Linked DNA regions of Homo sapiens: region 2 is linked to region 1. Evidence: chromatin contacts called from ENCODE Hi-C data. All regions are on one chromosome and are shown on one strand. The core of a region is the stretch at or near the end of the contact, and the rest is flanking DNA. Distances in the headings are between cores, read along the strand shown.

What was found. Hi-C counts contacts between places; a loop is a spot of excess contacts on that map. Pooled maps may share reads with other maps.
Region 2: a loop to region 1 is called in a map of CD8-positive, alpha-beta T cell, with 17 times the contacts of the local background. The contact joins the promoter of NUP205 here to the promoter of SLC35B4 in region 1. A Hi-C loop is called at or near these places in 4 of 168 maps with a recorded cell type or tissue (B cell, CD4-positive, alpha-beta T cell, CD8-positive, alpha-beta T cell and 1 more), 1 of 37 single-sample maps with no recorded cell type and 14 of 50 pooled maps.

What each region holds. Positions count from the first base shown.
Region 1 is chr7:134,315,526-134,318,485 of GRCh38, forward strand. It overlaps SLC35B4 (solute carrier family 35 member B4), which reads right to left and starts at 1,405. Exons shown (of 10, transcript NM_032826.5): 1 at 1,150-1,405. The coding sequence starts at 1,226. RefSeq lists a silencer at 946-1,115 and an enhancer at 1,196-1,925.
Region 2 is chr7:135,556,382-135,559,233 of GRCh38, forward strand. It overlaps NUP205 (nucleoporin 205), which reads left to right and starts at 1,536. Exons shown (of 43, transcript NM_015135.3): 1 at 1,536-1,591. The coding sequence starts at 1,564. RefSeq lists enhancers at 1,377-1,506, 1,887-1,936, 1,997-2,056, 2,127-2,246.

The sequences.
Region 1 (2,960 bases), core at 155-2,654:
ACCTTCAAGCTAAGGTTATGTGTATAAGGTGTATAAGAAACACAAATGAGTTTGTGTTTAGATTTGGGTACCATCCGTAAAATATCTCATTATGTATATGCAAATACTCCCAAATCCAAAAAAAAAACAAAAAACAAAAAACACCAAATAACACCCGTTCCCAAGCATTTCAAATGAAGGATACTCAACTTGTAATGTATAGATTCAGAAACACGAGCTAGAGAACACTATAGGTATTGTTTTACTGCCAGGAAAAGGAGCCCAAGAGAGGCTAAGTGACTTGAAGGGCTACACAGCCAGTGGACGACGGAGCCAAGAGTGAAATTCACAACCCAGCTTTTTAGTCCTGGAGGCTTTTCCACACCACCTGTTGTCTCTTCTGTTATAGCTTCTATCCACTGAACTTTGCACATTCAAAGTGACCTCAAAGAGCCCTCTCAGGTCACTTGGACCAATCTTCTACTTGCTTTTTTTTTTGTCTTTTTGCAAGCCACCTCAAAGAGCACTCTCGGGTCACGTGGACTGATCTTCTACATAAAAATCTGTTCTACCGCATCATTTATGTATGTTTGGGCAAAGTACTCATAACCATTTCCAAGGCCAATAAAGCAAATGCTTTGCAGGATGCCGTAATAAAAATAAAACTTTCTTTGCAGTATGTACAAAGTCAGACTGCTTTACAAGTCAAAAACCTTTGCTCAAGTCCAGCCTGTGCCATTTAACAGGATCGAAAAAAGAGCTAGAGTTGGATGGGAAGGAAGAGAGAGTGGTTTGGTGAAGGAACCTTGGTTCTGACACTAGCTCTCTGCCGACCTTGGACTGGTCATGTGAAAAACTCTTCAGACTTCAATACCCCCCGAGTGTGGAAAAGGGGTGACGACAGCAACACCCTGAGTCTTCCCCTCGCAGGAATGCTTTGAAACTGTTAGGCGGGACTGCCGCCGGTGCGCAGTTTTGGGAAGCAGCGGACTCAGCGGGGTCCCAGGCTGCCCAGACAGGACGGATTGCTGGGGGGCTCAGGCCGTCCTGCCCCGGGCTCCGTGGGCGGCGGGGTGGGGACAGGGCGTGGGCGCGTCCCGGGGGGACCTCTCCTCTGGCTTCCTCCGCCCCGCCCCGGGAGACCGGGTGCGGCCCGAGCGGGTCACTCACCGGGCCAGGAGCTCTAGGAAGATCACGTTACTGCAGCAGCCTGCGAACACCAGGCCCACCGCCAAGGCCGGGCGCATGGCCGGTGCAGGGTTGGGGAAGCAAGCGCACAGAGTAAGCGCCCGCCTGTACCGCTACCCCAGGAAGCCGGCCTCCTGCCTCTTCGCTGCGCAGCACATCGCACCGTCCTGGAAAGCCGCTCTCACTGGGGGCCGCCGCGGTCTCCCCTTCTCCCGCGGCCAACACCGACGCTGCCAAGAAGCTGTAGTTCGCAGTCAGCTTCGGTCCCATTCATCCGAGGGGGCGTCCGAGCCCCGGCCAGACTACATGTCCCAGGATGCCGTGCACCTTTACCTCAGGATGCGACGTTCCCGCTTCCGCCAGGCAGCTCCGCCAGAGAGGACAGGGGGACGAGGTGCCCGGCATGACTCGCGCGATAGGCGGCCGCGGGTCTTGCTGGGAAATGAAGTCCCAAAGCGTCAGTGTTTCTTGCGAGACCGCCCAGAGCGCTGAAAGTAACTCGGCCGCCAGGGTCACAACAAACTTGCTGGCAGCGGCGGCACTAGAACTACAGAGCTGTGACTGCTCGTTGGAGGTGTTCTAGCATCTGAAACAACTCTGCTTCCTGAACTGATATATATATATGTATCTTTGGTGACTCTATTATGCTGCCAGGATTAAGAACCACTGAGAATTCAAGTAAAGCAATGGCTCTCAACCACGTCTGTACATTGGAATCACTTGGAGAGCTTTAAAGATGACTGATAGCCAAGTCCCACCCCCAGCGATTCTGATTTAATTAGGCTGAGGTGCAGCCTTAAAGGTGATCTATTGATATTATCCCTAATCCTAGCTCTTTAAGGTACTCCCTTCCTTTACCTCCGTGGTTCTCAAACTTAGCTGCGCAGTCAAATCACCTGGGGGCTTTGAAAACTGCCAACGTCCAGGCTCTTCTACTGGCAAAAATGCCAATATCAGCAATCAGATCTTTAATGGTGAAAAGAAGGCATACTTCCCTCTTCTTACAGTGGAATTCTCATAGCACTTACAATCTGAGCCATTCGACTTGACTCTTACTTACTCAATGAACAAATGTTTGTTAAGCACATATTACGTACATAAGCTAGTGCGGCACTATTCTTTATTTGTAAAATAGGTATGCACACTTTATCCACCCAGCAAGACTAGTTTTTAAGGGAAACGTGTTTACACTTCCTTTCTGCTTCCCAGTGTCTACTATAAAAGGTTAGCATCACTGCTCAGTATTTTACCACATCAAATATTTCCGTTGTAATTGAATCCAACAGCAATAGCAAAGTACACGGTACAAAGCTAGGTAGGATTTTGGAATGCTATATTGTTTTTGCTATTTCCTGTGAGACACGAACATTCTGAAGTCTTTCTCGAGATCTACAAAATAGTTTGGAATGCTTTTTTCCCAGTCCGTGACTGGGAGATCACATTGGAATCATCTGAAGTACTCGTTATCGAGTGCAGATTATTGGGTCTCGCTTTAGACCTACCAAGTCAAAATCCTTGTGTATGGGTTCTAGAAACTTGTATTTTTAACAAGCACTCCACGTTCTAATTCTAATGCATTCTAGAATTTGAGAACTGCTGCCTTAAAAAGGTGAGTAGGAAGAAGAACTAACATAAATAGAAAGCCTACTACCTGTGAAATTCAGTATTTAATGAGCACCCGTCTTGAGTTTGCACAGTGCTGGCACATTAAACAATGAATTATATATACATATATACACGTATATATACCAGTTATATTCATATACACATATATACACACACACATATATATA
Region 2 (2,852 bases), core at 286-2,785, 1.2 Mb after region 1:
AAAATTCCTTTGCGTTTACTTTCTCTCTTCCCCACTTCACTCCTTAAAACCACTTTAATCGTAGTTTGGCATTTGTCTCTATATATCAATGACTTTTAGAAAAAATCACCAGTGATTTTTGTGTTTCAAACCTAATGTACATTGTGTCACTTGATATTATTTGTTCAAAAGAATAAATGTTCTGTTCTGGATATTCTTTTTTTTTTTAAATGGAGTCTCACTCACTCTGTTGCCTAGGCTGGAGTGCAGTGGTATGATCTCAGCTCACTGCAACCTCCACCTCCCGGGTTCAAGGGATTCTCCTGCCTCAGCCTTCCGAACAGCTGGGGTTACAGGTGCGTGCCGCCATGCCTGGCTAATTTTTGTATTTTTAGTAGAGACGGGGTTTCACCTTCCTGGCCAGGCTGGTCTCAAACACTTGACCTTAAGTGATCGCCTGCCTTGGCCTCCCAAAGTGCTGGGATTACAGGCATAAGCCACTGCGCCCTGCCAGTTCTGGATATTCTTAACATACTCTATGCTTTTGTCTAAATTATTTGATTCTGATTTCCAACAGTGAAATGGGAATGATGGAGAGTTAATACAATGAGATTGTAAGGCACATGGAGCGTCTCTGACATAAATAGTTATAATCATATCATTTTCCCAATAGAATGGTTTGCAGGGATTAAATGAGATAATGGCTATAAAATTTTTCTTAATACATAGCTGTAAATAGCAATGATTATTTACATTTTAGTTTGAAAATCAGCAAACTAAAATTTAACAGCTGAAGAAAGAGTTCAGCTACTTTGGGTGCTCAGGTAGAAAAATACTTGGTGATTATGAAACGATATGTCTGGAATCTGTTTCAAACTAATCGGGGGCGGGGGGTGGGGAGGGGAGGGTGTTGGGGTGGTAAGGGTGGGTTGGGGCTGCCGTGGTGGGAAATTGGCCACGTTATTGATGCTGAGTGTTTGCTATTCTAATTTTGTATCCGTTTGAAAATTTTATAATTAAAAATTATGATTTGTTTCGCTCTACGCAACTATGTTGACAGAATATATTTGGTAAACTGAAATGTCACGGAAACTTAGTTTGTAACCGGTCAGTGGCTTTTTGAGGTGTAGACACTTCATACCTTACTTCACTCCCCACTGTAAGGAAGATTTAACTTGAAGCGGAGATAATGATTTGAATTTACGGCTTTTATAATGTCATAAATGGGCGTCATTTTAATAACTACTCTCAGAATATCTTTTTCTATTCCACTTTACTTTTTCCTCTCCACTTAACCAACTCATCATTAGAAACTACAAGTCCCAGGATGCACTACACGATGAACGTCGGATCGAGGACCTCGTGTCTCTGAAGTGGTTGCCCTCGCCTTATTTGAATGGGAATAATCCCAATGAAAATTGATGTTTGTGACCCAGAGCAGATTCTGGAGCCTTTTGTACGCCTGGGACGGCCCAGCGTGGAGGGGACAGTGTGGTGCCTTTTTGTTCAGGCTTCGCTCAGGTCAGCCTCACCCTTTCCCGGGGCCTCCATGCGGCAGAAGGGCTCTGTTAGTGCGCCTCTAAGATGGCGACGCCTTTGGCGGTAAATTCGGGTAAGTGTGGCCAGACAGAAAGACGATTGAGCTGAGCGATAACCAGGTCTTCATGGAGAGACGAGACCGTGAGGTTTCTCGGAGTCTAGGACCCCACTTATGTGCGGTGCCTGCTTTTCCCTAATTCTGGGCCTAGAGTCCCACCCCTCCCCAGTTTGAATGGCGCGCGTCGGTGCTGCGGCTCCAGCCCTCGAGTTGGGGTTTGAGATTCCAGGCAGTGAGGCTTGGGCCGCTGGACCCAGGTGTGTAATCTCTCACAGCCCAGGGCTGAGTCTGGTCCCCCTCACCCCCAAGTTTCACTGTGCGTCTGTGGTCCCGATTTCGCTGGAATACGCATCAGGTCTTCCACAGTGAAGCCAGAGGACCCGAGATATTTTCCAGCCATGAGCAGAGGCTGAAAGTAGGCGTCGGAGTTCCTTATAGGGTGGGAGATCTTGCAGGCAGCGAATACTCCCTATTATGAAGTCGGCCATCTGAAAGGTGGTCAGGAAGAGGGTGGCGGGGCTTCAGCAGACGTCTTCTAACCCTGCGGATGTGGTTAGGCCCTGGATGTTCTTGTACCTTTGGAGCTGTAGATTTTCGGGGTGGAATTGAATCTAGAAGGTAGTAAAGGAACTCTGGAAGATTTGGGGTGGATCCTCTTTCGGTGATTCTCAATTCGGGCCGTACCGCCCTCCAGTGGTGTTTGAATGAGTGAGTGCATTTTGATTGTCATATTTCCTGGGGTACACTGCTGTCGCATAGTAGGCGGGGCAAGGATGCAGAAAGTCCTTCATGGTCAGAGCAGTCCGGAAAAATAATTTGGTGCCTAGAATGTTAATGCCTCGATTGAGATGCTCTGAAGTTCGCGGGCAAGATTAAGAGTATATCTGTGTGGTAAATGCTTGTGAGAATCTCACTTAAAAGGACTCTTTTTTAAAGTATTGGTTCTATTTTCCACAGGACTGATATTCTTGAAAAGTTGTCTAAATCTGTTTTGTAAATCAAATCATTTCAGAAAAGCTATGATAAATTATAATGAAGGCTATGTTTACTGAACACATACTATATCCCAGCATTGCACTTATTATCGTGCTTATCTCATTCAGTTCCCGTTTATACACCTTTGGAGTAGTTACTGTTACATACTCCGTTTTACAGATTTGGAAATAGAGGCTTCAAATAGTTACGTAATGTCCCCAGAGTTAAACATCTAATGATCTAAGTCAGTCTTAGGTGCTTAAACTACTTAGTGCTACTGCTTAAGCACAACCTAATTCAT